Linked DNA regions of Mus musculus: regions 2, 3, 4 and 5 are each linked to region 1. The links are chromatin loops, found by intact Hi-C in ENCODE. Cell type or tissue: heart. All regions are shown on one strand. Links, peaks and the distances in the headings refer to the core of each region. The heading gives the core; the rest is flanking DNA.

Region 1 (6,138 bases), core at 553-5,552:
TTCTGTTTTTCCCTCCTCCCTCCTCCCTCCTCCCTCTTCCTCTTCCTCCTCCTCCTCTTCCTCCTCCTCCTCTTCCAGGCTAGCAAACCCAGCCACAGTACTGCCAGGGAAGGCAGGGTCATCTTCCCACCATGGAAAGCCCTGCCTGGTATGCCCACACTGCTTGGCTCTCCATGTGGCAAACATTCTACACCGCCTCTGTGTGTGGTTGGAGGGGGAAGAGACTGGGTGTACCTCTGAAGGCCTCTTCCTTCAGGAAGGGATGAAATCATACACTCCAGCTCAGAAAGGCCAGCAGAGGCCTCTGCTAGGAGTGAGTTCAGGGTGGAAAAGAAGTGGACTTGCTGGGAAGCTTGGGCTCAGCCTTCTGCTATGTCGCCAGCGGACAGCCTCGGGTACGTTTCTTAGGTTGGCTCAATGTCATCTGGAGAAACATGGATGCCCAGCAGACAGTGGAATTGTGTCAAACAGGAACAGCAAAACACCATCAACTGGTAAAGCCCTGAATGCAGCTAACCTCAGGGCTATCCAAGTGTAGCAGCAATACCCACTTAAACGACACTCACATCTCCCTTCCACCATGGGCAGGGACTGTGGTTCTACAGTGCACTTTTGGGCTACTGTGTATCACTAGCCCAGAAAAGAACAAAACGCTGGATACCAGTTTCCACTCATACCACGGTGAGAGGAAAGTCCTGGGCTGAATCATCATAAGCTAGGGACCATGTCAAGGAAGTTCCTTCCCCTCTCCCACTCTGTCTACTCCCTGTCTACAAAACTGAGTTATGCCCCGCACTAGAGGTGCAAGAGCGAGTAGAAGCAGATGCAGCAACTCTCTGAGGACATCGGGGACCTCATGGCCTGGTAGGATGGACTGTGGTCATCAACTAAATGAGTGCAGGCTTCTAAGTCTAAGGTGAGGACAGGCCTGGAGTCCCAGCGTGGCTGTTGGGGAACTGAGCTGGGCTGTGAGGCCCGTGGGATCCACAATTGTGAGGTGGTGGCTAAACAGAGCCTCAGGTCAGAAGAGCAGGTACCAGCTAAGAGGGCAGGAGGGAGGGGAGGGGAGAGGTGGTGGAGGAGATGTTTCCTGGCCAAGGATAGGACTAATAAAGCCTCAGTAGATGGGGACAAGAGTGTCACAAGAACTAGAAGACTGACAGGCAAATACTGGAAGAATGTGGAGTAGGAGAGGGCTGAAGGTTCTGGAGAAAGGGCCTGGGAGCCTTTTGGCTTTGTTAAAGAGATGGGCCTTCAGTCTCCTAGGAATGCATGGTTACTCCCACAGGGGAGTAACAGTAAGTGATGGTTGAGATCAAGTGAGTCAATTAACATTTAACCTCTCAAATAGCTCAACGGGATAAGCTGTTCAATGCATAGGGCACAGCAGTGGACACATGGGCAGACGAAGGGGCGACAAGGGGCAACCTGGAAGGCGAAATGCTCAGAGTTCAGACCTAGACCCCATGTCAAAGCCTCCCTTGGAGGACCTCAGAGCACCAGACAGGCAACAACAGAAAGCGCTCAAGGCAGATGTTCAACAGAAAGCAAAGGGAGCCTGTGTGTCTACCACAAGCCATTGCCTTCCTTCAAATTCGTTATGGACAGAAAGGGAAACCTAGTAACTGGGAACTCCTTTCTGAGTCGGCCACACACGACCTGACACAAGTCCGCTCTTCAACAGGGGAGATTTTCAGGTCCAGAGCTGGGATTCAGAGCGACCTGGGGCATTGAGAGAGATGTGGTCCGACTGCTGCTGCTTTCTGGGTTAAATCCAGGCCTCCCTGGCCATAGCACTTAGACACATTGATCTGATGCTTGATGTTAGGCCATGGGCAAGCTGCTCAGAGCTTTGGACTCTGAGTCACATCTGAAAATTGGGAACCGTGGTGCCTGTGTCAGCACATGGGGGTTCAGCACAGCACCTGCCCCCCCCCCCCCAACCCCAGGCCAGTAGCTCTCATACAGATGATTCTCTGTGATTAAGTGCGAGGCAATCAGCAACAGGAAGTTGTGAACATTGGTCCTACAGAGTCCTTGCCTGTCAGATGAGACAGCAGCTCCTGGGCCTCGGCTACCGCTTCTGACTACTGCTGAGCACAGGGACTCAAAACAAGCGTCACCTGCTGCTTTCAGCCACGCTGACAATCCCAGTGTATACAACGTTGATAAACAATTAAAATAGTGTAGCATGGCAGCTTGGGTGGTGGTGGGTCACACCAGTTATCCCAGTACAAAGACGTAGAGGCAGGAAGATAGGGAGTTTGAAACCAGTCGAAGGCACCTAGCAAGACCCTATCTCAAACATCACCCTCTGCAGAATTGAGGACAGTAAGGTGTATCAGCAAGTTAAAGGCACTTGGCACCAAGCCTGAAGTTGATCCCTGGGACTGACTGCTTCAGGTTGTCCTCTGTCCTCCACACAAGCATGGTAGCAAACATGCATAGCCCCCAACACAAAATAAATATATAAAAGGCAATAAAAATATATTTTTCGATCTCCATAAAAATTAACCACCCCAAACTGACAACACAAAATACTTCCGGAAACAGAGCTTAGCTGGAGGCAACTGAGACAGCTTCCCATATGTCAAGTTGTTGTGGAAGGTCAAATCTGTCTGCAGACTGAACTCCAGAGCCTATGAAAGGCCACGGAGTCAGAACTGAAGGGAAAACCTGCAAACAGGCAATGCCCAATGGTAGTGTAGTTAGGCTTTGCATAACAGCCTCTTCAGGGAGCTCTGAAGAGAGCAACACCTTTTAAGTCTACTGTACTAGATGAGTTCCTTAAAGTCAAAAGACCTAGAAAAACAGTGTCCCTGTTGTCTACAGAGCCCATGGCAAGGGAGGCAATACCAGAAATGGACACTAGAGGGCTCTCTCACACAAGTGATGTGACAGCCGTTCAGGTTCTTGAGCAGCTCCTTGGCAAGCTGAGAAAGGTCTGTCCAAGCCTGGGTGGGAAGACTGCCGCGGCTTGAGCAGTCATGTGATTAACTGTTAGAGATTTACAGAAGCCACACATGGCTTGTGGTGGGCAGACTTCTGTGAGCTAGCCGCCTTTCCTATGCACAGAAAGCTCCTGGTGACATTGTCTGCTCTTTGAGATTACTCCTGAGTATCTACATCATGTACAGTTGCTTCCCGGCCCCTGTCTTCTCACAGTCAACACCGCCAGCTGCTGCCACTCTGCGGCTGGGCAGATGAGAAGCACATTCAGGCTCCAGCAACAGCTGCAGTTGTTCAGTTGTTCAGCCCTCTTCGGAGCGCTGGTGGCTGGGTTTGGTTTCCGGTTTTGCCTCTTGCTGTCTGTGTCACCTTGGGCGAGCCATCTCCTTTCTGGGCCTCAGTTTCTTCATCTGTAGAACAGTTGGTACTAATCTCAAAATGACTTCCAGTAAAAATGGAGTTGATTGGTGTCTTAGTCAGGGTTACTATTGCTATGATGAAACTCCATAACCAAAAGCAAGCTGGGGAGGAAAGGGTTTATTTGGCTTACACCTCCACATCACCATTCATCACTGAAGAATTCAGTATAGCACCTCAGACAGGGCAGGAGCCTGGAGGCCGGAGCTGATACAGAGGCAGTGCTGCTCACTGGCTTGCTCCCCATGGCTTGCTCAGCCTGCTTTCTTGTGGAACCCAGGACCACCAGGCCAGGAATGACACCACCCACAATGGGCTGAGCCTTCTCCCATTGATCAATAGCTAAGACAACGCCCTACATGCTTGGCTACAGCCCAATCTTATAAAGACGTTGTCTCAATTGCGGCTCCATGCCCTCTGATAACTAGTTCGTGTCAAGTTGGCATAAAACTACCCAGCACGAATGGGAAACACCTCTAAACAGTAATACTTTGAGTTAGTCACATTATTACTCGGAGCAGGGCTTGGCAAACATTTTCTATAAAGGGCCAGAGAGTGAATGACCTGACAATATAGAAACAGACTAGTGTGGCTGTGTTTCAATAAAACTTTATTTTAGTACAATGGACAACTTCATGGGCAGTGAGTTGTGAGATGTGTTTGGCTTAGGGGTTTTGTTTCACCAACTCTCACTGCCTGCTTTAGAAAGGTCTGTGAGCCTTCGGTGGATTCTTTGTCTAAAAGGCAATAAGAAAAACAACAGCTGTGCCTGGTGTGTGTGGTGTGTTTATAATCTCAGCTACTTGAAAAGCTGAGCCAGCCTGGTGTGATGGTGCACACCTCTAATCCCAGCACTCGGGAGGCAGAAGCAGGCAGGAGTTTGAGGCCAGCCTGGTCTACAAAGTGAGTTCCAGGACAGCTAGGGCTACACAGAGAAACCCTGTCTCGAAAAAACAACAACAACAAAAAAGCTAAGCCAAGAGGATTGCAAGTCCAAAGCTTGCCTGTCTTGAGTATAGAGTAAGTTCGAGATCAGCCTGAGTAACTTTGCTCAGAGATAGAACACTTGCCTAATATGAGGCAGGTACTTCAGACAGAAGGAAGAGGAAGAGCCGGGAGGTGGGTAGGAAGCTGCTTGGTACGGGTGAGTCTGCAAGTGACCTGCATGATGGAAGACAAAGCGGCCGGGAGGGAACACAAAGGGATACACAGGCCACAGTGACGACCTTGGATTGCCATTTGTGGGCAATGGAAACCCAATGTACGGTCTTGAACAGGAGAGAGCCGTGACTGGCCTCAGGTCTGAAAGCCACCATGCTGGACACTGGATGGAAAGTAGCCAGGCCCTGGGTTGGGTTAGCAATGGCAGCATCTGGGAAATGGATCGACAGCTAATCACTATAGCAACAGCTATAAAGTGGTGGAAACAGAAGCAGAGGAGGCCAGCAGTCTGTGGAGAGACTATCTTGTGTGTTGTGTGGATGCATCACTTGTCAATAAAAAAAAAAACAAAAAGCAAAAATCAAAAAAACCCTATGGCCTATAGGAAAGGATAGAATAGAAGGCGGAACGTCTGGTAGGCAGAAAGGATTCTGGGATAGGGCCAGGCGCGAGAGGATTTGGCTCTTGGAACCGAAGGAGGACTAATGGCACCTGAGTGGAGGTAACCTGCAGAACTTCAGTCAGAGTAAATGGAGTATTAATTTATGAGCTAGTCAGATTATATGCCAAAAAATTATGGGTAAGGTGTTTGTAAATGTATTTCGAGCCTCAGTCATTATTCTGGGAGTCTGGAAGCAGGAGGAAAAAAGCTTGTCTTTTACAGCAGCCTTTCTACTGAGCCTCCACTCTCTGCTCTCCATGAGAGGTCATGTGGCCTAGGCTGCCTAGGAATACAGTTCAAAACCGAATGAGCTGGAGTGTCTCTAAGGACTCACTCAGCCTCAGGTACCCTGGGTTTTGTAATCGTGGTTGGATTGCTTTGGGCTGGTTCAGTTGGAGGAGCAAGCATGGTCTCCATTAGCCAGGTCTCTGAAACCTGGACTGGTTTCAGGGTCTGAGGAGAGAATCGATTTTGAAAATTAACTCTGCTCCCACAAACTGCATGTGGCGCCCCATGTGGGGCTTACATTATGAAGCGAGACCAGGGAAGCTCACTTGCTGCATGAGAACTAGGAAGTCACGTAAGTGGTCATGCCCAGTATCTGAGGCTTCCCTGACCCTCCTGGCCTTGCATTTCTTCCCTGTGGCCCTGAGCAAGTGGTTTCCAAACCAGGCTGGCCATGGTGTCATCCAGAGAGCTTCAGGGTATGCAAACTTCCACGCTGCTCCCGGCTAGATTCTGACTCAGTTGGCCTAGGAATCTACATGTGTAAAAAAATCTCACAGGGAAAATGAAAGAGCTGCTAGGTTTGGGGTCTATGGGAATTCTTTATCTTTCTCTGTCTCCCTGGCTGCCCAAGCTGCTTCCCTGTGTTGTGTTAACTCTCAAGTCTCTTCTGGGCTGAGCTATTGACGTGAGAAACTATTAGTTGTCTTGATCTATATCCCAAGAACATATCCACCATGAAGATGCAGGACATCACAAATCACACTGAGGAGGAAGCCTTCCAGGAGGATGAGATATGAGTAGGATCCCGTGTCTAAAACCCAAGGAAACCAGACATTTCCTAGCAGGAGAGAAAGGGCAGGGAGGGAACATGAATTGTATATGAATAAGTGATTTTTTTCCCCCTTAGTTACCAGAAAGAGAAACGTATCAACAAGAGCAGA
Region 2 (6,138 bases), core at 323-5,322, 750 kb after region 1:
GGAGGGGCAGGTGCTTGAGCCCATGCAGGCTGTTTAACTAACGGGGACCTAGGTATATTTTCCTCAAGGTAAGTGACTATAGGATGGGGAGAAGGGAAGTCATGCATTTCCTAAGAAATACAAAACTCCAACATGAGGTTTCTGAGGAATGTTGAATTTAGGTTTGTGCTTGTTTCCCTGGTGATAAACCAGCTGGGGCTGGGGCTGAGCCCTCACCTTAGGACAGTGTCAGCAGCACTGCCATTTTGGTGACCTAACAATCTCCAAGTAAATTCAGGCTGAGAACTCCTCCTTCCTAGCCCCACAGTTGCTTCAATTTGGCCAAGAAAAGCCTTTAATACTATCTCCCCAAGAGCCTACCGTAGGTTTGGGATCAGACCAACTGGGAATCAAACCAAACTGCAAAATCAATATTGTCAGAGTAAGCAAAAGGAGGAATTGCCATTATCAAAATGGCTCCACTTGTGTTCTTCCTTAGAGACGTCTCTATGGCAGACGCGTTACAGAGAAAGGGTTCTGCCCAGTTGCACTTTTAGGTTCAGCTTCTACTATAATTCTACTTACACTCTTTGTTTCTGGCACAGCAGGGTCTCAGAGATGCTCCACACCATTCCAACATCCATGTCACAGCATCTCAGATCCCTCAAGACAGAGGAGTGAACAAAGAAGGTGAGGGATTGAAGCTGAATCACTGACCCTAAACATTAGATCCCAAAGAGTGACCATTTCCCCAGGAATCTCACGTTGGAGCAGGAAAGGCTGAAGCCCCGATGTCAGAGGGGAGCTTAACTACCAAGAAGAGTTAGTTCTGACAGCTCATCTCACAGATGAATCAACACATGCACAAGTATTTCCTGGCCTGTGTGCTTAAGTTTTCTTCCTTTTGAATTTTAATACTGCTACAGGAAAGGTGGAGAGAAATTGAGAACCTTTGTCTTTTGTTTTGTTTTGAACTTGACTCAAAGTAGAGTTATCTGAGAAGAGGGAATTACAACTGAGAAAATGGAAAATGCCCCTGCAAGTCTGGCTTTTAGGCAAGCCTGTGGACCATTTTCTTAATTAATGATTGATGTGTGTGTGGGGGGACTCAGCCCATTTGGTAGTACTATCTAAGGGCAACTGGTCTTGGGGTGCCTAAGAAAGCAGGCTGAGCAAGCCATGAAGAATAAGTCAGTAAGCACCAGAGGCAGCCATCCACCTAATTTATTTGTGACATCTTGTCTGTTAAATATGGCTACACACGAGGCTCCTAAACTATGGGACTCAGGGTTAGGCATGAATGTGGATGGTGCAAAGGGAAGTTGGTTGTATCAGTCATTTCTAATGTCCAGCTTTAACATCTTCCCAGGACCTCAGCTTCTCTGCTGGGGCAATCAACTAAACATGAGATAATGAACTGACAGCAACTGGTACCTACTGCTGCATTGCAATGCCTAGTTCTGCATCTCTATCTGGAGTATCTCTTTCATAGGATTTCTACAATTCTGCCATGTGGTGTGCCTATATGAGTCCCCTTGGCTATTCTGAATCCTAGGCAAACCTGGAAGTCTAGGGAGCAGAAGCTCTTGATTGTATCAGCCCAGTCAGTGCTCTAGGTAACAGATGGAATTGGGAGTGAAAGGTGTTAGGTTGGGTATAGCTCCTGTGAAAAACAGAACTGGGTAGGAAAAGCCTTAAGGCAGTGCAGATCAGACACCTGTGCAACGGAACTGGGGATGGACAGGGAGATCCCCAAATGATGAGGTGGATCCTTCAAGTTTTAGTTGGCAGAGAACACTGAGACAAAGTTGGCACACACTGGGCCAGAATAGCAAAACCCCAGGACCCTGCCACATTCCCTCACAGACAGCTGCTGCCTCAGAGGAGTACAACTGACTCAGAGAAAGAAGGTAGCCAAGCCACTGCAGCTGGTAGCTGGATGGCAAGAGTACTCCTTCAGGCTTCGAGGCAAGGTCTTTCTCAAAAGTGAGATCTCCCAGAAGCAGACTTCCTGGTTGCATGGGAATCAGTGGGGATGACATCAGTGTGAATGTATCTTTTCTGCTTCTACTTGTAAGCAGACAGCTGTGCGTGTTCCCTGGTTCCACTGAGGGTTCGCAGAGAGTCGGAACTCTTGTTGCCTGCAGCAGTAATCAGATGTACCATTCACTAGTGGTTTCTGCCCTGTTCCCTCATCTCTCATGAAGTCTGCAGGCAAGAGCTGATGCCAGCTGAAATGGCCGTGTATGGAGTTTCTTAAGTCAATAGTACCCTCTGCTGTTGGTACGATGAAATTCAATTTCTTTAATGAAGGGTGACTGTTTTCAGTGTTTCCAAGGACAGATAATCCCAAGGTAGCAAGCCTCTAAGGAACTCCACCCCTTTCCAAGCAACCCCTTTCTCCTTTCTTCCTGTGGTCCCTTAGGCTCACATACTTTTGAAGGCTCTCTATTTTCTTCAGATACTGACTTAATTGTGAGATTAGTACCAGTATCTCCCTCTCTGGGTAGAAAGCTCTTATTCTGATAGTGCGTGCACATTCTAATAGAGAGAATTTATTATATCTATTTATTTTGACACAGGATCTTAGGTAGCCCAGGCTAGCCCCAAACCCTTGAATGCCTAATCCTCCTTCCTCCACCTCCCGAATTCTGGGATTCCAAGTGTTCACCTCCACAGCTGACGGGTGGACGTTATTTATTCTCTGTAACTGAATGGGTCTCACCGTAGCACAAACTCTTGCACAAAACTCTTGCTTCATACCTGGCTCCTCTGCTGAAGAAAAGGTTCATCAGGTGACTGTTCCTTGAACAGATTTACTCCTCATCTGTATGCAGATTGGTTCCCGTGTTGGTGTGACAGAAGAGCAGTTCTGTGTGTTCTGTTGTCCTGTGTAGCTTTGGGAGCACGTCCATGGAGATGTAGCTTTGGATGGCTACCATCATCCCGTAGGAGTCAGAAGTCTTGACTCCACCTTACTCCAGCTTCCTCTTGCTTGAGTCAGTATTAAAGTCATAGCTAAGATCCACCATTTTTACCAAGGTTTTCAACATGGCCAAATAAAATTTACCTCAGATATTTGATTTCTAGCTTTAAAATCGTTACTATAATCTTTTCTTTCTCTCTTTACTACCCCTTTGGAGTGTGTGTCTTTTTTCTTCATTTCATCACAGGTTTTTCTAAAGCATTCACGTTTTCAACAAACCATTGGTTTTTTTGGTTTGTATATTTGTCTTTCATTTAAATTATGTCTTTTTGTTTGTTTTCTTGTTTGTTTGTTTTTTGTTGTTTTCTTGTGTTTGTTTTTTGAGGCAGGGTCTCTCTGTGTTTAGCTCCGGCTGTCCTGGAACTCCCTTTGTAGACCAGGCTGGCTTCAAACTCACAGAGATTCACCAGGCTCTGTCTTCTGAGTGCTGGAACCAAAAGCATGTGCCATCGTGCCCAACTATCTTTGAGCTTCTTATGTTTCCTCTATGGTTTTTGGCTTGTTCTATTGTTCTTCCCTGATTAGTTTATCGGCATCTGGCTTGTTCGCTTATTTTTCAGAGTTCTTCAGTACAGAGCACAATGCCTTTCATAAGTTTCAGTTGTATTCCTCAGGGTTTCAGGAGTAATCTGTTTATCATTTGTAAAATGTCTGAACATGGCTACTTCAGAAAGTAGATCCTGACTGGCTATAGCTTTATAATTCCATCACTCAGGAGGCTGAGGCAGGAGGACTGCACGAGTTCCAGGCCTGATGGAGAAACAGATGGAGACCTTCTCTCTCTCTCTTTGCCTTCTCTCAGGAAAAAAAAGGTGGTGGTGGTGGCGGCAGAGGAGTCTGAAGCAATAATGATGTGACTACTGTAAAAACCTGAGTCAGAGAAGGAATTAAGACTTGAGTCCACATATAAAACTGAATTATGGTACACACTACTTTCTTCACATGGAGTCCCAAGGGCAACTGATTCTCCTGACATCTGCGTTCCTTCAGTGGGCAAGGAGGGCCTCAGAGTTATCTGCAAGAGAGAGAAAGGAGGGGGAATTATTTCTCAGCTGCCTCTCATAGTTCATTTCCTACTAGCCAACATGCAGACCACAGGAGGCTCGTTCACAGATGTCTCCATGATGGACTTCTGGCCCTTCAGCATAAAAGCAAGCAGCAGCATCCAGACCCCACATGTTCACCACAGTCCAGAGCACTGAGGTACCTGTGTGACGATCACAGGCCAGGAGCTAAAGAAGATGCCCAAGACTGGGGAGGCACGTAGGCTTGTTTCTCAGACACTCACAGGATGTCCACTTTAGAATGTAGATATTTTGATTTGTGAATCATTAATAAGTATGTTGCTTGAAGCAAGAGAGAGGAAGACATCTAGAAACCAGCCCACTGCCCCGACTTGCTGCGCAGGTGGAGAAAGATGCCTGGGACCTGTTTGTCCCCACAAGATGGGTGACAGTAGACACAGAAAGGCCTGCTTGTCACCCTGCCACATGGGCAGGCTGTAGACACATAGAGGTGTGATTGCTGCCATGCCATGTGGCACCGGAAGAGGAGGTCACCCAGAGGCTCACCAGTTACTGCCCGCAGTGGGAACCATTACAGTGTCCAAGCATGTGGTGGGCAGATGGAAGAGAAAGGGAAGCAGAACAATTTGAGCATTGTGAAGAGAGATGGAGACGCAAGGGTAGAGAGGAATCGCCTGTGTGATAGCCAGTCCCGCTACCTGAGACCATGTTGAAGTCTCAGCCCGAGCTGCTACTGAGGGCCATGTCTGGGTCTGTGGCCGTGCAGCAGCAGGGGTGGGTGTCAATAATCTGTGGCTCATATTACCACTAGAGAGCATAAGGACATTTCTGGTCTGGACAGGCACCTGGGACCACATAGTTGTACAAGGGCTGTGCAGAACTGACCCCACCTCTCACTGGCTGCAGCATTCCGGAGAGCCAGCCTCACCTCTCACTGACAGCAGCACTCAAGAGAGCAGCCCTGCACCTCTCCTGGACAGCACAGTAGAGCTGGCATTGGTGGAGGGGGAGTGGGTGAGTCAGCCCAAGGGGAGGTAGAGTGGGCATGGGGGTGAGGCCCTCACCACTTCGCCCCTTGCCACCTGCAGTAGTCAGGAGAGCTGGCCCCCGAGGTCGTCATCAGAGCCGGAGAGCTAGCCCTGCCCTTCACTGGCTGTAGCACTCTGGGGCATGAGTTCCGCACTTCACCTGGGCAACACAGTGAAGGGGCCCTGATAGGGAAGGCATGGGTGAGCCAGCCCTGAGGCAGCCCCTTGCTGGCTCCAACACTTGAGCCACTGGGTTTCATGCATCAACTGGGCAGCATAGTGGAGCTGGCTCTTGAGGCATGGGCAGAGGGGAGCTGGCCCTCAAGGACATGAGAATAAGAGCAGGGGAGCCGACCCTTCCTCCCGCCCATGGTGGCGTTGGGTGGCCTAGCTGGGGCAGCATTGGAGAGCTTGTCCTGGTGGCATGGGTGCAGGAGAGCTAGTGGGATGACCAGCTCAGCTACCTCCCAGCCACAGATCCAGGGCTTTGAGTTATCCCACCCCCAATTCTACATCCTCTGTGAACTGTTGGAGTGTGTGAAAGGGTCAGTCCTGCTGATCCAAAGCTGCAGGATCTCCTCGACACAGGGCAACAGCAGGATAACAGGGAGGAGTCCCAGTGAGGATCCAATATTGATGGCATCACAGAAGCCAGAGACCTCGAATCAGACCAATGACTCATTGCAAAGAACATTTGCAAGTGAAGATGTGTGGACACACTGGGACACACTACAGCTTCCACTACGAGATGTTTTCTTTCTTTCTTTCTTTCTTTCTTTCTTTCTTTCTTTCTTTCTTTCTTTCTTTCTTTCTTTCTTCCTTCCTTCCTTCCTTCCTTCCTTCCTTTCTTTCTTTCTTTCTTTCTTTCATTCAAGATTTATTTATTTATTATATATAAGTACATTGTCACTGTCTTCAGACACACCAGAAGAGGGCATCAGATCTCATTACAGATGGTTGTGAGCCACCATGTGGTTGCTGGGATTTGAATTCAAGACCCCTGGAAGAGCAGTCAGCGCTTTTAACCGCTGAGCCATCTTTCCAGCCCATAAGATGTTTTCTATGCTTTGTTTTGTTTAATTTTTGTTTGTGTGTTTTTTATTTTATTTTATTTTATTTT
Region 3 (6,138 bases), core at 696-5,695, 310 kb after region 1:
ATGCTAAGGGACAACTTCGTGACACAAGTAGGGCTCAAGAAGACAGTGGTGCAAGCAATACCCGGACTCCTCCCACCGCCCACCTGCAGTCTCCAGGGTTTTATTTACCTGTTTAGTTCTGTCACCTAGTAACAGCAAGCTCCCCAAGGGCAGACAGAACTCAACGCTCTCATTTGCCATTGAAGTTCCGGTGCCTGGAAGAGAATCTGGCTTGATGTCTGTGCACAATACCTATTTTTGGCTGAATAAACAAAGGAGAATGAGATCCTTAGCGAAAGTTTGTTTTGTTGGTCTCAGATAGTGAACCCAGGACCCTGCCCTAGCCTCTGAAAAGCTTTGAGAAAAGGGAGCCTTAGAGCTGAGCCTTCCTGAAAAGGCTGGAGATTTTACAGGCTGGAAGAAGGATCACTCAAGTTCCAGACTGAATATGGAGGAGACGGCAGAAAGCTCTGTGTGTGTGTGTGTGTGTGTGTGTGTGTGTGTGTGTGTCTGGCCATACTGTGAGAGAACTGTTTCGTAGGGGTCCCTAAGTGTCCACTGCAGTTCCTGCCCAAAGGAGAGGCTGGCCAGACCTGTGGATCAGTGGCTCTGGGTGGGGAGTGAGAGATATGGGGCTGCTAAGGTTGGGGGTGGGGTGTTGGCAGCAGGAGCCCACATTAACAGGTGACAAGGGTGTCCAGGCAGAGATGCTGGTACTATTAATAGGAACATACGTCACAGATAATGCTTTTGTGTGTCAGGAACATGGCCGCTGATGGATTGCGAGACTTCAAAGATGACATTGAAGTGCTAAGGTCAGGTGCTAGGAAGAGAAAACAGAGCGGGGAGGGTCTGGCAGCCAACGCCACTCGGTGTGTTTGCTCTGTGCATCACAGGTTTGAGTGGGAACTGCTTTGTGAAAATCTCCAGCTGGTTGCCAAAATATGAGCTACACGAGTGGCCCAGCCTGTCCCTCTGGACCCCTGAGCCATAAATAGTCAGGAGGACCCAACTAAGGGGGGTGGAGTTCATTTTGTCGTGTATGGAGTCTCATTATGTAGACGAGACTGGCCATGAATTCATAGAGACCCAGCTGCCTTTGCCTCCTGAATGCTGAGATTAATTGTGTGCACCTCTACCCCCCAGCTAGGGCGATTTTGGAGGTAGCCTGCAGGATTCCAACCTGCAGAATGCTGGCCTGGCAAGGGACTGGGAGGCTCCTTCCTTCACTAAGGACAAAAGGAGGATTGGGACCGTCTAAGCTGGGGATGGGGTGGTGGTGGCCGGTGTCCTATGACTTGCTGGATCAGGTAGACATTTTGTCTCCCATGGTTCTTAGAAAAGGCCGTTGAATGTCTGACGATTTGAGATTCCATGGTTTTGTCAGCCCTTCTGTTTGAACAGAAAGCTCCCTAATCCATGCCCCTCTCCACATTCACGCATAACTGGTTAACAAGTCATACCCGAAAATACGAGCCTCCCCTTCGGTGCACGATGCTGGTAGATTGGATTTTATTGTTGCCATCCTTGGGATATTCTTGTTTGCTAGGGTCTCCACGAGACACAAAGCTATAGATCAATCCCCTGCCCTGTACTCCCAGTCTTAATGTTATACACTGTTATTGAGGAACTATGGCTTCAGAGGTGAAGGGCTGGAAGAAAACCAAGTCTTTCTGGACCCTCAAATTCCTTTCTTCCTGGCCTAAGGGGCATTGTTCGGATCATAAATTGCAGGCCTTTTAAGAAAAGCAAACAAAGGCTAACTGCATTGCAAAGGTCACCGGGCCCGTGGAGAGAGCGCGTGATTAGCTTCTGAAACAGAAGGCTTTGAGGACTTTACAGGGTTCAAAGGTGCGACCAGAAATTTTCAGTCCAGGGCAAATCCTAAGAAGTCTTCCTCCCCCATCTGTCACCTCAAGAGCTCCGCCCATCTACCTTCTGGGAGGACCCGCTGCTGCGGACAGGGCTGACAGGGCGGGTCAAGCAAGGGCAGGAACATGCCCCACCCCCTCCCCTCAGACCAAGCCAGGAACAGGGGAGGTTTCCACTTGGAAAGCCATCCTGGTCGGCTTCTCCACGTGCCTCTCTGTCACCTGCACTGTGAATGACTAGTGATGACTTATACGCATGCCCAGGCGGTGACCTTGGATTTTTTTTTTTTTTTTTTTTTTTTGGTCTGTGATTCTCAAATGTTTATGAATAAATTGATAATGCCTACCCTGGTTCAAAGGATGGTTGGAGGGATGAAATGAGATAAAGCACAAAGAACAGGAAATGTACAGAACACATATCCGTGGATTTTAGGGGCCTGAACTGTTCTTTTCTGGAACATTCTCACCCTCCACCCATCTGTTGTCTTTGTGCCGAGCTGGGTGGGGGACGCTTGCACTGGGTGGGGGACACACGCTGTGTGTCCAGGGTGGACTGTACTGTGACTGTCCCCATGGAGTCAACACTCCCCTTTGCCAGCCTCATCCAGAGCATGGAGAGCCTGTGGGTCAGGATAGCCTGTCTGCGGTGGGAGAGGGCCACAGTGTGGCGAACTGCTCTCCTCCGCTGCCATTGGCCACGGTCAGCAGCCAGCCAGAGAGAAGCCGCGAGCGCCCCCTGACGTCTTCACCGCACAGCACAGGCGGGGCTGCCACAGCCAAGCAGCAGATCTCAGTCAGCCAGCAGAGATCGCCAAGTGTGCCCTGCGCATCTCCTGCTGGTCTGCTGTAGGTCTTTACTCCGTTTGGAACACCTGTCCTGGTCATAAAGGACAGGTTTCACATATGTGAATCCTACATAGAGAGACCCAAGGGCAGAGGACATTTTTGATGACCATTACCACGGAGACAAAAGGAGAATATTCTAGAAGGAGGCAAAAGAGGAAAGGGCAAAATAAGAGAAGACTATGGGGCTTGGGGTGAAGAAGAAAAGGAGTCCAGACCCTTTGGGCCCATGGCTCACTAAGTGAGTTCTCCATCCATGGTTGCCTCTTGGGCCTGAAACCACAGGTTAGGTTTTGTTTCGAGCCGCCCTAATGTTGACTGCCCCACAGAATATTCCCATCCCCCTCCAGGTGGGGAGGAGAGTCTACAACTCTGACCAAGTTTGGGCTGTCTTTGGGAGATGTGATTTGCTCAATTACGGCACAGTTCCCTGACACTCGGCACTGATCTCTCATTCCTTTGTATCCAAGCACCCCGGGTTGGGTCCTGACAGGAGAGTCATGAGCTACGAGGACTTAAAAGCTAAAGCTGGCAAAGGAAAGTGACTCCCTCTCAGAGCAAAGCTGTTGAATGAGAGGAAATGAATGGTCTAGACTCAGAAACAAAGCAATGGGGAGGGAGGGCTTCTGCCAAGACCACTGCTATTTGTTCCCAGGCTTGGCAGGAAGGGAGAAAGCCTGAAAGCTTTGCTGACAAGCATTGTTTACAAGCAGAGAGAGTGTGTGTTGTCCACACAGCCCTCGAAGTGCACCTTGGATCCCAGTCAGGATAGCAGACACCAGCTGTAGGGAGCTGCGATGCAGGCCCATCAGTGTGCCTTCTCAGGTCTGCTCTATCAGGCTGCACAGAGAGAGGAGGCAGGCACTTCTCAGAGACAGGCTTCTGGAGCCAGAGGTCCTTTTCCTTTCTCACTGTGATTTTTCAACATCTCAAAATTGCTTTATGAAGAGCCTCTTCTGAGCCTTGCAAAACTTGAGATCAAGTCCAGTTCCCCTGCCTCAACGCAGCAAATGCATGAAAACCCATCTTCCTTCCTCCCATCCATCCATCCATCCATTCATCCATCCATCCATCTATCCAAGTCTGCATTTATCAAGCATCCATGAAGCATCTGCTCTGCACAAGTCATAGTTCTGGGTGCAGAATTCAGAAGTGAACAACTGAAACAAGCCTCATCTGAGTGGAGTTATTTTCCAATAGGAAAACAAGCCAACCAGATAGGGACAGTAACAGGGTGGTGGGGAGCTCGCCGAGTTAAGCTGGTCTGGGAGGACTGAGCCATGTTGACATATGGCACGGAAGGCTTGTGAGCCAAGGGACAAATAGGTGCAAGGTGTGCAGAAATGTACTTGGTCTATTCAAAACAAAGCAAAGTGAGCCAGTGTGGGTGAACAGCTCGCAGGAGACTGACGGCAGGCGCCAGACCTGTGTGGGCCTTGCAGGCCATGGTAGAGAGCTTTTAAATGAGGTGATGAAAGGCCACTGGAAGGAACAGAGCCCTGAAAAAATATGACTCAGTGTGCAAGCATTTAAAAGAATTCTAGCTCGTGGGGTGAGCTGGTGTATCGGGATGGGATGGTGGGATGGGAGGCAAGACCGGATCTGCCGAAGTCTACAGGGTCAAGGGGATGGCTTGGCCTAGATACGTGGGGAATATTAACTTGGGACCATAGTTAGAGAGCAGCATGGGGACGTGGGGGTCCATCCGGCTTGGATCAGGTTATTGCAGACTGTAGTTTATCAGATTAGCCCTCAGGGTAGCACCTTCTCACGTGACAGGGCTGCAATGCTGAGTTAACTGCACGGATTCTAAAACCTTCCTAAACGCATTCTTGATGTAGAAATACATAGCTCTCCACCAGATGAAGCAAATCCAAGAACCAACCGTGGCAGACAGGTAGCCAGCAGTGTTGGTCCTTGGGGCCAGGAGTGGAGTCCAGGAGGTCTGCAGCCTTTCATCAATGGTCCTCCAGGGATGGAGGAAGATGCACATGGCTTGCTGGAGAGGGAAACCTAGCAGTTTCTGGAGTCTCCCGATTAAGTTGGGTCAAAAGGCGACATTTCCAGAATGGGTTGGATGAGAGCAAGTGTCTCTGAAGGAGACTTGGACATCTAGGCATTATCACTGGGTGATAGAAAAATCATGTAGACACCCCCTAAGGATCTGTGACCACAAGGTGATCTTGAATGCTTTCTCTCTGGACTTGTCTATTTGTTAGCTTGAAAATGCACAAGCATCAAATGTAATTTAAATGATCTTGGCTGTGCTGTTGGATAACTGGCAGGTTTAAAAGTCAGTCTTTTTATGTAGTTCAGCTTCAATCTAGACCTCAAACAATCCCCACAGATGATGTTTAAAGGAAGAATAAACAATCCACATTAAAAATTAACAAAGCACACAAAGAAACTATCATAGATTGTAAAATGAAAAAAAAAACAGAAATGACACTCTGGTGATTTCAGATATTAGAGTGGTCTTACATGGAATAAAATCATTTATTATATTTAAGATGTAAAAGAGGAGCTTAGAACATGACCATGACCAGGAGACCCCAAAACTGTGTTTCTCAACCTGTGGGTCATGACACTTGGGGATTGCATATCAGATATTCTGCATATTAGATATTTATGTTACGATTCATAATAGCAGCAAAATTACAGTTATGAAGTAGCAAAGAATTTTATGGTTGGAGGTTGCCACAACATAAGGCACTGCATTGCATGGTCATGGTGTTAGAAGGTTGAAAACCACTGCCCGAGAGCTTAATCGCACAAATCTTGGAAATGACCAAACAGACTCTTAAAATAAGAACCAAAATAGTAGAGCTATATTCAGTGGACACAGCAATACCACATTAGATGCAGCTTAAGAGAGAATTAGTCAGTTGAAAGGCGGGTGCAAATGTATATCCATCCAGAATGCAGTTCTGAGAGATAAAATAGTGTAAATTGTCAAAGCTGAAAGTCACAAAGGGTAGTATCGCCAGTTAACTTCACAACCACCTTAGATTTCCCATAGGAAGAAAGAGTAAAGACATTTTAGAGTTAAATGCTAATGATTCCTTAGAATTGTTGGAACTTGTTTTTCAAAAATAGAAAATCTAATAACCAAAAAAAGAGAGGAGAAACACTACACACACACACACTCACACACAAAATGGGGGAGAGAGTATTAAAAGCAGAAAGAAAAGAAAGATACCTTGTAGACAAATGGTCAACTGGATGATTTAATAATGGAAACCAGAAGATAGCAGAAGACATATTTTAATGTGCTAAGAATAAGTGTGTAACCAAGAGTAGAAAATTTCTTTGAAGAATGAAAATGCTCATTCTAGCCTGCTGTTCCTGCTGCGTGAGGACTCGCAACACAGAAAATGCTAGCGTGCATATTAGGGACTGAAATTCCAGAGAGTAAAGGTAGTGTTAAATGTGTGAACCAAATAAA
Region 4 (6,138 bases), core at 537-5,536, 120 kb after region 1:
TGCCCTCAAGCGTTGAAGTCCTCAAATTTACTTTGCAGAATGAGTTTTGTCCAACCAGGTTTTTTTGCATGCGTCAAAAGCGGTGGTTCTCAACCTTCCTAACAGTTTCTCATGTGGTGGGGACCCCCAACCGTAGAATATTTCATTGCTACTTCATAACTGTAATTTTTGCTACTCTTATGAATTGTAGTGTAAATATCTGATATGCAGTATGTCTGTTATGGGATCCCCAGAGGGGTCACGGCCCACGAGTTGAGAACTGCTGATCTAGTCACTCACATTTTAAGCCTGGGAGAGATTGCTGTCTCTGTATGCTCCTTTCTCTTGCCAAGTGGACAGTCTCAAATCTCCTTGTTCCTGCGCTGCAGCTTCCATTATCCTTGCCTCTCTCTCTGTTTATGCAGAATGACCTCGTCTCTGGTCTGGAACCAGCTAGAATTTCTTCTTTCCCACACTGGGATCCATGCATGGTGCCCAGGAAATCAAATCCTTTACTTTGGAATATAGGAGTTCTGGGGGAGATACTGAGTTTAGATCCAATTACAGGATGCGGTTCAAGGATGCTGGAGGGACCTGTTGATCCCAGGATCCCAAACAGAAGAACTGCTTTCTTAGCAACGTAACTGTTCTATTTCAACATCAGTATCAGCTTTGGTGTTCTTATTTGCTATTTAAAGGCTGTTTTTCTCACAGCATCCCACCAATAATAAAAAATTGGGTTATTGTATGAGACTCACACTATGACTGTGTCAGAGGGCTATCCCAGAGCCTCTGTGAACATCAAGAAAACAAATTTCTCTCAGGAACTTCTTTTGGGGGTCATTGAGACATTGGGGAAATATAAAATACCCAACAATACTTGCTTCTCACCGCAATACATTTCTGGAAGCCACATGGAAAATCCTAAAACTGATCTTCCCTGTGGGATCTGTGTTATAATTGGATGCTGCATTCTTGACCAAAGACTTGGCATCAGATAAATCACTGATACTAAATATGTCACAGAGGCAAAGATTCACAGTTTAAATCGGTAGTTCTCAAACTCAACTGAGCATCAAAATTGTCAAAGGAGATTGAGTAAAAAATGCTGATGCCTAGGTTCCATCTGGAACCAGCTGAAGCTAGATTTCCATGGGTGGGGCCAGGTAACCATTTTTTTTCCTTTGTCTCTTTAAGGATTGCATCTTTATTTATCAAGGACCAAGAACAAATAAAGGGAAAGATGTCAAGATGTCACTGGCACTTAAAGTATTAGAAGAGCTACATGGAAAAAGTGACAAGAGAGGAGGGAACTGATGTCATCATATTTACTGTTTAAAAACTGCAACAAATAAAAACCATTTAGATGAGAAAATAAAGAAAGGGACAATTTTGATTCTCTAAGGAGAAAGTCAGACCCCACCCCATTTGATGAACAGTGAATTATTGCTTTCTGTATCCATGGATCTAGGCTAAACTCGTTAGGGTACCTATTCCCAAAGTCATTGTGTGTCCATGAGAAGTCCCGGGTAGATAAGTCTAGGGTTTGTCTAGGAGTCTTTGGAAAAGAATAGGCACAGACCCTGTTCTCAAGGAGTCTCAAGAAGAAAGGAGCTTACACATCTAGTAATCTGGAAGCGTGGGAATTCTACTTGTGCCACAATAGCAATTGGATCTGAAATTGTCCCAGCCAGACAAACCGTTGAAAGCTGGCAACCATCTCAGGGCTCTTCCCTTCCCCTGGCTAAAGCTTAGAAGGTGTCACAAGCAAGTCCAGTCTCTGCCTCCCTGGAGGTACAGTCAGGGCAGAGAGGAAGTCCTTCTAGAGGTTGAGTGTCCACCCAGGCCTTTCCTGCCAGTGCACGGGCACAGTTTCCCTTTCAGATTCCAGCTCTTGAAATGAACTCTGCCCACAGGCAGAGCGTTCTTACAATGCCCCCAACGCCTCAGTATTTCCCTCTTTAAACAGAAGGAAAAAACCGATCCCCCATCTACCTCAAAAGATATGTTAAACACATTTTCCCCCCACAAAACCATCTCAGCATTTTTATTAACATTTTTGAACTTTAAGGGTGATGTTTAGTGACCAGAATTCAGAAATGGTGGAGGAGCTGTTACAAAAGAGAAGAAGAAATATTCACCCGTAATTATACCCAGAAGCCCATAATCATTTTAAATATAATGAAATACAATGAAAACCATTCCCTATCTTTAGTTTCCAGGCTTTTAAAAATAGAAGACCTTAATAGTGAACATTTCTGAATGTCATAATAAAATTTGGCTTAAGACATAAATACAGACTTGTGGGCCCAGACTATTCAATTTTTTGACAACATCATAGTTTATATATTTGTAACAAGAGATATGATATGAATTTTTAAAAATGCGGGTGAGGAAATAATATACTTTTTAAAAAAAAAAACTTACTTTTTATTTTATTTTACTTTATTTTTTTATTTTTTTGGTTTTTTGAGCCAGGGTTTCTCTGTGTAGCCCTGGCTGTCCTGGAACTCACTTTGTAGACCAGGATGGCCTCAAACTCAGAAATCCTCCTGCCTCTGCCTCCTGAGTGTTGGGATTAAAGGCGTGTGCCACCATGCCCAGCTAAAACTTACTTTTATTTATGATAATATCATTGGAGTTTTTGTCTCTTTGGGAAGGGGTTGAGAAAAGATCTCTTTATAGCCCACACTGGCCTCAGGACTTGTGGGAAATCTACCTCAGCTTGCTGAATCCTGGGATTGTTGGGTGAGCCACCAAATTTAGCTGCAGGTTGTTGTTGTTTTGTTTTGTTTTTATGCAAACAACAGTTGGAAACAAAGTCAGAAACACAGAAAATGAAATTAAAAAAGAAAAAGACTGAGGCAGTTTCTTTTTAAAGGTCAGTTTGTTCCCTTCCAGTGAAACAGAGAACATGCAGTAATTGCTGTAACTACATTCCCATTGACTTCTTAGTGGAGAGTTTTAACTTTAACACCCCCTACTGGTTTGCCTGATGATTTTAGGGTTATTGGTTTTTGTTTGTTTTTTTTCTTTCTTTCTTAAAATTCTTTTCAAAAAAATTTTCTTAGTTGTCTGCCACCTTTGTACTTCTTGGCTTCTTAGTTCTCCCTGAAAAAAAAAAACAAACAAGCAAACAAACAAAAACCAAAAAAAAACCCCTTAGAACCTAATTTAATGGCACAAATCTATAATCCTAGCACCCCAGAGGGTGAAGCAGGAGGATATTGAGTTCAAGGTCACCCTGGGCTATGCGATAACTTGAAGAGCCTGTCAATAATAATTATTATATGATAATGATAACCAAGAGGTAGCCGCAATGAGAATAAAACACTTGCCTATTTCGTCATCCTTCCCCCAGCCTTCCCTCCATATGCAATAAACAGACTTTACAGAGAGAGCTTCGCAACCTGTGGCGTGAGTCATGCATCCAAGGTCACCACCACCGACTGGCCTTACATCTCTCCATACTTAGGGTAGTTATCTAAACACAAATCAGGAACTTGTGGATTCACAGAGTGTTAAATCAGGGTGGGGGACACCTTATGAATAAAGTTCCGGGAAAATGGGGTGAGATAGACCTTAACCTAGAAGTTGTTTCTTCCACCAAAGCGTTTGATAGCAGACTCCAAATGTAACTTTAATTCCATCACAGAGGTCACTATTTAATAAGAAGAAACAAGAAACTGCTGTGTGGTGCTTAATTCTTAGCTGTCAGTCCAAGTAGGTTTTAGAATCACAAACCTCTGGGCGTGTCTGTAAGGAAGTTTCCAGAGAGGCTTCGCTGAGGGCTCAGTGAGCTGGAGCCGATTCAAAAGGAGAAACCAAGCTGAACACCGGCCTTTGTTTCTCTCTGCTTCTGACTGCAGATGCCCAGTGGTTGGCTGCCTTCCTCTCTGTAATGGACTGCACCCTTTAACCTGCCCGAAGAAACACTTCTTTTTTTTTTTTTGAGTCACGTTCTCCCGGCATTTTGTCACAGCAAAGAGGAAAGTGACAAACACAAGTTGTTACCCCATTTCTGCTAGATCTGGGCTCCCTTTGCTACTTAACATGATATGGACTGAACGTCCGCTCTGCCCTACTACTGGTCTATAATGAGGATGCCAGAACAAGGAAGGTATAGGAACAAGACAGAGTTGGTTCCTGCACTTACATAGTTTCCAGCCCCGAAGAGATGATCGACAACACTCAAACATGAGTGAGCAAGATAATACATGATGGCAGCTCGGTGAGGGCTATAAAGCAGAGAATCCCAGGGCCAAGGAGAGGACGCCTGCACCGTGGTCAGGGAGGGCAGCTTTTGAGGAGGTATTCAACATTGTCCCTGAGGCCTGTGCTTTGAATCTTCTTGGCCCATTTCTCTCCTGACTTGATCTTAGTGCCGTTCCTCTGCCATTTCAGCTGTGAGACCCCAGGAAGGCTTCTCAGAGACTCCCACAGCAAGCCATATGCTCTCTGACTACTTATAAACCCACACTCTCTAACGGTCCTTCATTCTGGCACCTTCATTACAGACAGTAGGATAAAGTTGGCACTGAGAGTGATTCCTACTTTCCTGAGCCACAGTAATCTCCTCTTCATTTTCTAAGATTTCAGTTATGTGTGGTCAATCATCAGGGGGAAATACCCAACGGAAAATTCTAGAAATGAGCAATTTATTAATTTAAATAACTTTATCATAATATATTGCTTTATGGTTCTATTTTGTTATCAGTTGTTGGTAATCTTTTACTATGTGTGCTTTATAAATTACTGTTCTTCATTAATACTTGTTTGTAGGAGGAAAGAGTGTATATAGGATTTGATGCTGTCTGGGTTTCAAGCATCCACTTGGAGTGGGGGTCCTTAGAAAGGATTCTCTTGGATAAGAGGGGCATGTATCTTTTAATATGCATAAGGTTTACATTTCAGTACAGCTAACTTCATTTTACTATTTGGGATTCTGCTGAAATTATCTCTTTGCAGAGGAAGAGTATCTCACCACCCACATCAGCTTCCTCCTTCACCCAGAACAGAGTCCCCGAAAATAAAGTTCCTTAGACTGTTCTACCAAGTTCAGAGACAGAGATGAGAACTTTGCTCTTTAGTCGTGATTCATGAATGCAGGTGTTATCTGTAGACACCATTATCAATTGTCTTTGCGATCCATGGCTAGAGTAAGCGTAGTCACAATTTCTAATCATTAGAGATAGTTTGGAAGTTTTCAATTCATCTTTTTACTGTAGCTAATTTGGGTATCCGTTACCTTCAGATCCAAATAGCCATGACTGGTTCTCCTTGCCAAGACCTATGTCAGACATATCTCCTTAGGATTTTGTGATGGCTTATTACTCTATGTTAGGGATAAAGACAGTGAGGTTCAGGTGGATTAGGGGCAAGCTCAAAGTCAAAGGAAGAGGGAGAAACCCATGCAAGTCTTCTGACTCTAGTAGACGGCCTTGCAGGCTGGAGCTCTCTGCCTTTCTTTTTACACATGGCTTTGACTCACATCTTGAGGAAACTGAGGTGGAATGTAACGTGCAGGTATTCATCTTTGTAAAGCTTTGTTTCATTGGGAGCACTGGTCATAGATGAAGCTTACAGTGGATATGTTCGTGGCATACGTTAAATATGATTACAGACAAGGGGGTGTATCGCTCACAGCTTCAGTTTTCTTACCTCTAATCCAACTCTGAAGAGGACACAGGAGCTCAAATAGAGCATATGGCATTCATAAAGTTACATATGTGCAATCATACATGGTAGTTTTATTGTATATAAAAGACATTATTTATAATGGCAACAAGTGTCAAATTTTTAGCATTATACTAATAAAACACAGGACTGTAGCTCCATTATTTATTAAAGGAAAGAAAAGATGATCTACACAAGTGATTGGGGGAAGTACAGTATTACTCTGGTGGCATTTGTCCCTAGATTGCTTTATAGATTTCATATTACAATTCAGATCAAAATCATGGCAGGAATTTGTGGGATTGTGATAAACTCATTTTAAGTTTTCTATGAAAGCAATAAAGACTTTTGAGTAATCAACTCTGAAAGAGAACATTAGGAATGGGAGGAGTTAACTAGTGAATGAGTCATTTGAGAAGGAGGCCGTATGGGGAAGCTCTTTGCACCTTCACTTGAGACTCCAGTTTTTCCTTCCTGGACTTC
Region 5 (6,138 bases), core at 413-5,412, 570 kb after region 1:
GTGGGTTTCTAAAGGACTCTCCTTGCTTCTACCTCCACTGCCATTTGATTGTTGAGATTAAATGGTGGCTCCAAAGGTGCCTTAGATGCCATTGTAACCAGATAATATAAAACCAGGAACCACTAGGGGGCGAGGACATGTGCTGTTACTGTAAATAGGGTTTCCGGTGAGTCTTAGACAATTAAGGTTTACAGACTGAAGGAGAAAAAGAAGCCTGGAGTAGCCTTTAGTTGTGTGTGTTGGAGTTCTTGGTTCTTAACAGGACGTAGGCTTCAGGCAGACTTTGGGGTCCCTATGACTTTCGCTGCCTTCCCACCAGCACTACAAACCCTTCCCCAGTGTCTGGGCACACAGCAAGAGCTTCGTGAGTGTCTGCAGAGCTTTCCTGTTGATACAGGCTCACAGCCACACCCTGATAGCCTTTTCTGAAAGTATTCTCCTTCGGTTTGTTCACAATGTGACCTAAGCTCCAGGAACCATATCTGCCACACAGAAGGGATATTTTCCTATAAAAGCCCCATGACCCTTTACTTTCAGACAGGTGCTGCTGACACATGCAGCCCCATAGCCTCACTGTGAACTGGCTTGTTCCAGAACATTCTTGGCCCTTCAATCTCAACCCAGCCTGTCCTTCCACTGTGCTTACCACAGTCCTTCACAGAGAGCCTTCTGGGTACTAGGATCACCTGCCACTGTCCCAGCATCCAGAGAGGGTTACCTGTCCTTCCCACCTTGAGGCATTGGGCTTTCTGCCTCTTTGGGTTGTCCCTCTGTGCATAATAAAGGCCAGCCATTCTTGGTAAGACAGTGACAGGTAGTTCTTCTGTGAAGCCTTTCAGAGTTACCCCTTCCCACTCCTGGGTCCCCACTGTGAGAACACCTGTTTGTCTGTCTCTATTTTGAGAGCTCCTGATGTGGTACTGTTCTCAGTCTGGTTTGAAGATTTTTATTTATGTGCATTTGTGTGCACCTATGTGTGGGTATGCACAGGAGCATGCACACACACACACACACACACACACACACACACACTCGACGATGCTTTCAAAGGCAGAAGGTTATGGGGCCTCCTGGAGCTAGCGTTACAGGCAGTTGTGAGCTGCCAAATGTGGGTGCTGGGAATCCAACTCAGGTCCTCTGTAGTAGCAGTGGGAGCAGACTGAGTCTGCTCAGTGATGACTCCAGCACCACCTGCTTTTGCATTCTGTTCTGTTTGCTTTCTTTCTTTCTTTCTTTCTTTCTTTCTTTCTTTCTTTCTTTCTTTCTTTCTTTCTTCACAATGTCTCCTGTAACCCAGGTAAACTTCAAGTTCACTATTCAGCTGAGAATGGCCTTGAACTTCTGATCTTCCTGTTTCTGCTTTCCGAATGCTAAGATTACAGGCAATCACCACTATGCCCAGCTTGTTACCAAAAATTGTAATCCAAAAGCTTGGATTCCAGCAACCACCACGGGCTACCGTTGCCTGCCTATCCCTGACTTGTCAATTAAAGAGACTGGTAACAGAAAGAATTAGTGGGGATTTGTTCAATATGGCCACTTAGGAAATATGAATAAATAATAGGATCCAATGTGCCCAAGACTATCTGTCAGGGACAGGGGTTTAGGTTTAAATAGAGGACAAGAGGTATATCTGAGCAGTCCTGGTCAAGGGGTGGCCCCGCCCATCACTGACCCTCATAGCTCAGCTCCGGTATTTTAGGTATTTCAAGGTGGTAGGAAGTTGATTGACAGCTAAGCTATTAATTGCTGGGGCAGCAGACTTGTCTTCATGAAAACTTGGCCACATTTGGTGAAGTGAGAGGTATCCTGAGCAGTTTCACTCTTCAAGGTGACTCAAGAGGAAAGGTGACAAGGTTTGGGGAGTTAGTTCACTGGCGCAGAGTTAGCACAGGAACACACGGAGTCAGCTCTGAAAATAAGTGAGTTCTTGGAAGCCAACAGGAAAGGACAACAGCTTATCTCTGTGACGACAGTCTAAGTACAGGCATGAAAGGAAGGCAGAGATACCAGGTCTGTAGGTCTGAATGGAGCCAGCGCTCTCCCCCCCCCCCCCCCCCCAAAAATAACCAGCATCTTCAGGTGTCTGTTTCAAGACGTCTGGTTTGCCCGAAGTTCCAAACCTAAAGTTTCTCTCATGGAAGCCCCCTCAGAAGTGTTCGCAGAGAGTTCTAGCTAGATTTGTTAAACTCCTGAACAGAGGAGGAGACAGCCTGAGGAAATCCAAGGATCCCCTTAAGGAAAGGGTAGACCTGAGGTCTGGAGACAGGATCGGGTCAGTGCACCCCGCCCCCTGTTGGAGAGAGGAAGAACTGCAAGCGGCTTTGGGCTGGAATCTGGAGGCCTAAGTGAATTAATTGAATGGCAGCTAGCCCAGCCCTGGAGAGGTGCTGGAAGGAGTGGAGTTCGCCCTGGACCTCTCCTCTGCCTCCCGCGCAGCAGTCCACATCTGTCCTGGGACAGGCACACAGACTGTGTAATCAGGCTCAGCTGGTAATCAGGGAAGTGCCGAACAGACGCTAGACGAAATTATCTCCCTGTCCCAGACAAAGTGGCCTTGCAGATGAGGGTTAAAACCAGACATGGTAGAAAAAACAAAGGAAGGAGAGTGGCAGCTGCTAAGGAACACCTGGCCGGTGGCCGGCTCCCAACTGTCTGCATTCACCCACAGAGCCTCCGAAGCCAGGGTGGGTTACCAAGGGAAGGGGGACTTCAGACCAGTGGCGTTTGGTGCCAGAATCATTGTTACAGGAGGAATAGCCTAGACCCACAGTTGCAAGAGAGGAGAGCAGAATCAGTTTCCGGCAAATGGCCAGCTGTGTAAATGAGCATGGAAACGTGCTCCCATTTCACTGAGGGGACTGTGCTCCCACTTTCAACGTGCAGATGGTATTAGCTTTCCCCCACCCTCTTCCCAGGATAAGAGTCCATTTCTATTCCTGTACTTGTGACATTGGGGTCTTCAGAAGGGACTTTGCAAGTGTTACTTGAAGCTTCCGAGTTCACAGGCTGTGGCAGAGGGGGTTTAGGGGGAAATAATCTTAGGAACTATAGAGATTGTGTGGAAGACGGAGAGCTCTAATACTTCGAGGGAGACATGCCTGGCCCATTCCGTAAGGGCTCTGTGTCAGGCACAGTGCTGGGCACATGGTGTTGAGCCAAAGTGAGCTGAGCAAGTTTTTGTCCTCACAAAGCTTCCTGTCATTGGGTACTGGGCGTGGCGGGAGCAAATGCTCACACAATGTAAAACTGCACCTGTTCAGTATTAGGAAGAAGGGATGGGAGTGTCTCTGGAGTAGACTTGATCCTGCTAGGGAAGGCCACAGAGAAGGTGGCAAGTGTGCTGAAGGGGAAGACAGGTGAATTAGCCAGTCCTGGAGAGAGAGGACCAGGAGTGTCCCAGCCGCTGGGCGGGCGGGGTGGGGGTGCAGGGCAGGGGCAGGCACAGCAGCTGCAGGTGGGTGGGGCTTGTTCTCAGGTGTGTGTTAATGTGCGGTTCAGCCTTAGCTGCACTATCTACCCTAGTTTATAACACTCCGGCTTGAGGCCACTGAATACAGGATTGAAAAATTTTTTAAAAAAATAAAATAAAAAAATAAAAATAAAAAAAGCCAGCAGTAAAAGGTTTCAGAACACACAGTGACCAAAAGCAGACTCAAAAGCAGGCACATAGTGAGTCTGAGCTGGGTCTGGTGCTGCTTGCCTCTGTTGCACTGCAACCTTGCTGCAGTTTTGGTTCTAAAGCAGACTTTGCACTGTGCCTGCCATGAAGCCACGTGAGGCTGTGAGTCTGCCTGAACCACCTCTGCTGAGGCTCCAGGCGCCTGTGTGTTACAGACTAAGAACGCTCTGCTTTAAGGGCAATGTTTTCTACCCTTCAGGAAACAACATGATCTAGTTATGCAAGCAGACTTTGGGTATTTTCTTACTGTAGTTCTCCAGCTTGCATAGAATATACAATAAGGTTGTGTTTGGGATGTATTGTGTTCAAGTATTTAATTAAAGAAAACTGTTTCAGTCACTGAGTTTTGGCTTTGGACTAGGACAGAAATTCCAGCACCTTCAGAAATGACCCTAAACATCCTTCTGCCGTTTCGTACTTTGCACTGTGCAAAGCGTTAGCCTTATCATTGAATATTATAAAACAAAAGCACAGGTCAATTCTGACCAACGGTGAAGATGCTCTGTGTCCAGCAGTGTCGAATATTCGTCTAAGATTTACTTCTTTAATTAAAAAAGGCACGCCTCATCAGTATGCAGATATGTGTTTATCTTTATACAGGACAAAATTATATGTATGCCAATTGTTTAAAAGTATGTTTCTTTATAATTTGTTATCAGTAAATGTTTGATTTATACTCTTCTTTTATATATTTGTATATCTTGAGTCATGGAAAATTTTTTCTGAGGCAAAAAAGGATTGAAAGTGGAAAAGCTTAAGGAGCCTGATTGCACCATAATAGTGTTTACAGCACGAAGGTGGGGGCCAGAGGCAGGTAACATCAGTGGAACTGCAGGAAACCACCACAGCCGTGGAGCAAAACTAGCTACAGTGGCTACTGAGTACTGGGCCACTTCTTAGAATTGTGATAGCAGGCGCTGACAGATTCAGTTGGCACGATGGCATGGGACAAGTCCTGCCCACACTGCTCTGGTGCTGATCCAGGCCACGTCTACCTGGTTCTTACTGGCCAGATAGTTCAGCGAAACCCTCTGCTGAAGGAGAAGTTTGCCACCCTACTCAGGAATTAAAAAAAAAACAAAACAAAAAACCCAGAACCCTTGCCATAACAACAAGAGAGCATGGGGCACTCAGGGTTTTAAGCTTTTCCCCACTTGCTATCCCTTTTTCCAACTTTTACTGATAACAGATTGCAAAGACATCTATTTTAAACAATTGATTGCTGACCATGCAATTTTACCCTTTATTAAGGCCACAAGCAAATTTGCATGGTGATGAAACGGGTGAGCTTATTTTCACATAAAAAATTAAGCCGTAGTTAATAGTCTGGAGGACATTGCAGAGGGTGTGCCAGCGGCTGGTGATCCTGGCTCAGCTTAGCCAGGTCTTTTCCATGTATCATACTGAGGTCTGACTGCAGGCAACTGTGACCAAGGCTAGCTAGTTCTTCTCAGGACAGGTCACTGGACACAAAGCCAAGCCTGTTTACATTATGTCCACTAACATTCCATGGTGTGAAAAAAAAGTCACCAATGGGTCAGGAAGTGAAGGTTCCACCCACAGTGGGAAGGGACAGGAGATGAGTGTTTGCTGTACAATAATCCCTGAGACCACACCAGTCACAGGAGCAGCGCAGTCTGGAACAGGCATTTCAACCGCCCACCCTTTCCTTCTTGTTCTCCCTAAACATTAAATTCTTCCTGAGAACATTAGGTTGCCTCAGTTGTGCTGTGAAGGATGAAAGGGAACAAGTCTGTCCACCATTGAACCTGAGCATTAAGTGGAAGTGAACGTGCTTGAGTCCCAAGTGGGAGATGGAACTCAGGGGACCATTTTCTAAGAAATCCTGTCGGAGAGCCACAGTCCTCAGGGCTTTCCTTCCCAGCACTCCTCCCGTTGGGCTCTGGGGTTGCATACAGAGTTCAGTTTCAGAAGAAGTCAGTTTCCTTGAAGTGCGTGCAATGAGTCAGATGACAGTATATGTCAATATAATGTGCAATCTATTCAATGACTCTGGGTGCCTAGCAGCAGCTATGTGAGCATCATCAAAGCAGGGAGCATGGGACATCCCTGCCCACTCTTCACCACTCCTGAGGGACATGTCTGCCAAAGCCAACAGCTCCAAAAACTCAACTTGTGAATCCCAAGGAACCTCTGGCCCAGATGATCTCCCAGATCTCTGTTGTGAGAACCAGCCATCACCTCACCCGAAACCATGTCACCCTCAGAAGAAAGACTGGGGCTGTACTTTCCCCAAAGCAGGACACCTGCATGCAGAAAGCTTGGGTCCATCTCTCTTTGCTAGCTCTTTTTACCCACAAATCCAGATTTGTAGGAGGGGTGGGGGCAGTACAGGTAATATCTGAATATATCTTAAATTCTTGAACATTGAATTTGGTCACAAATCTTTGGTGGCATGGGATAAGAAAAAAATGATCTTGCTTGAGAAGGAAGGA

Evidence for each region. A loop is a pair of places that touch in the nucleus more often than their neighbours do. Peaks named below come from ENCODE experiments on the same cell type or tissue, not always from the same donor. Only the 100,000 strongest peaks of a DNase experiment are listed, where the experiment ranks them.
Region 2: a loop joins it to region 1, with 7 times the contacts of the local background. A loop is called at or near these places in 4 of 42 quality-filtered maps.
Region 3: it touches region 1 in a loop (4-fold over the local background); 40 of 42 quality-filtered maps call a loop at or near these places.
Region 4: it touches region 1 in a loop (3-fold over the local background); 13 of 42 quality-filtered maps call a loop at or near these places.
Region 5: it touches region 1 in a loop (5-fold over the local background); 4 of 42 quality-filtered maps call a loop at or near these places.

What each region holds. Positions count from the first base shown.
Region 1 is chr3:101,491,152-101,497,289 of GRCm38, forward strand. No RefSeq gene overlaps it. Among named protein-coding and RNA genes, the nearest start is that of Gm40109, 14 kb to the right of the region's middle. In heart, for the core only: no CTCF peak of the experiment used is centred there; a DNase peak (open chromatin) is centred at 2,970; H3K4me3 peaks cover 338 bases; H3K27ac peaks cover 1,520 bases.
Region 2 is chr3:102,240,873-102,247,010 of GRCm38, forward strand. No RefSeq gene overlaps it. Among named protein-coding and RNA genes, the nearest start is that of A230001M10Rik, 18 kb to the right of the region's middle. In heart, for the core only: a CTCF peak has its summit at 2,265 (motif pointing left); a DNase peak (open chromatin) is centred at 2,179.
Region 3 is chr3:101,803,809-101,809,946 of GRCm38, forward strand. No RefSeq gene overlaps it. Among named protein-coding and RNA genes, the nearest start is that of Gm33381, 21 kb to the right of the region's middle. In heart, for the core only: a CTCF peak has its summit at 2,593; DNase peaks (open chromatin) are centred at 1,983 and 2,483; H3K4me3 peaks cover 730 bases; H3K27ac peaks cover 2,935 bases.
Region 4 is chr3:101,614,248-101,620,385 of GRCm38, forward strand. No RefSeq gene overlaps it. Among named protein-coding and RNA genes, the nearest start is that of Atp1a1, 13 kb to the left of the region's middle. In heart, for the core only: a CTCF peak has its summit at 2,965 (motif pointing left); no DNase peak of the experiment used is centred there.
Region 5 is chr3:102,060,155-102,066,292 of GRCm38, forward strand. No RefSeq gene overlaps it. Among named protein-coding and RNA genes, the nearest start is that of Casq2, 23 kb to the right of the region's middle. In heart, for the core only: a CTCF peak has its summit at 2,305 (motif pointing left); DNase peaks (open chromatin) are centred at 2,347 and 4,597; H3K4me3 peaks cover 723 bases; H3K27ac peaks cover 4,361 bases.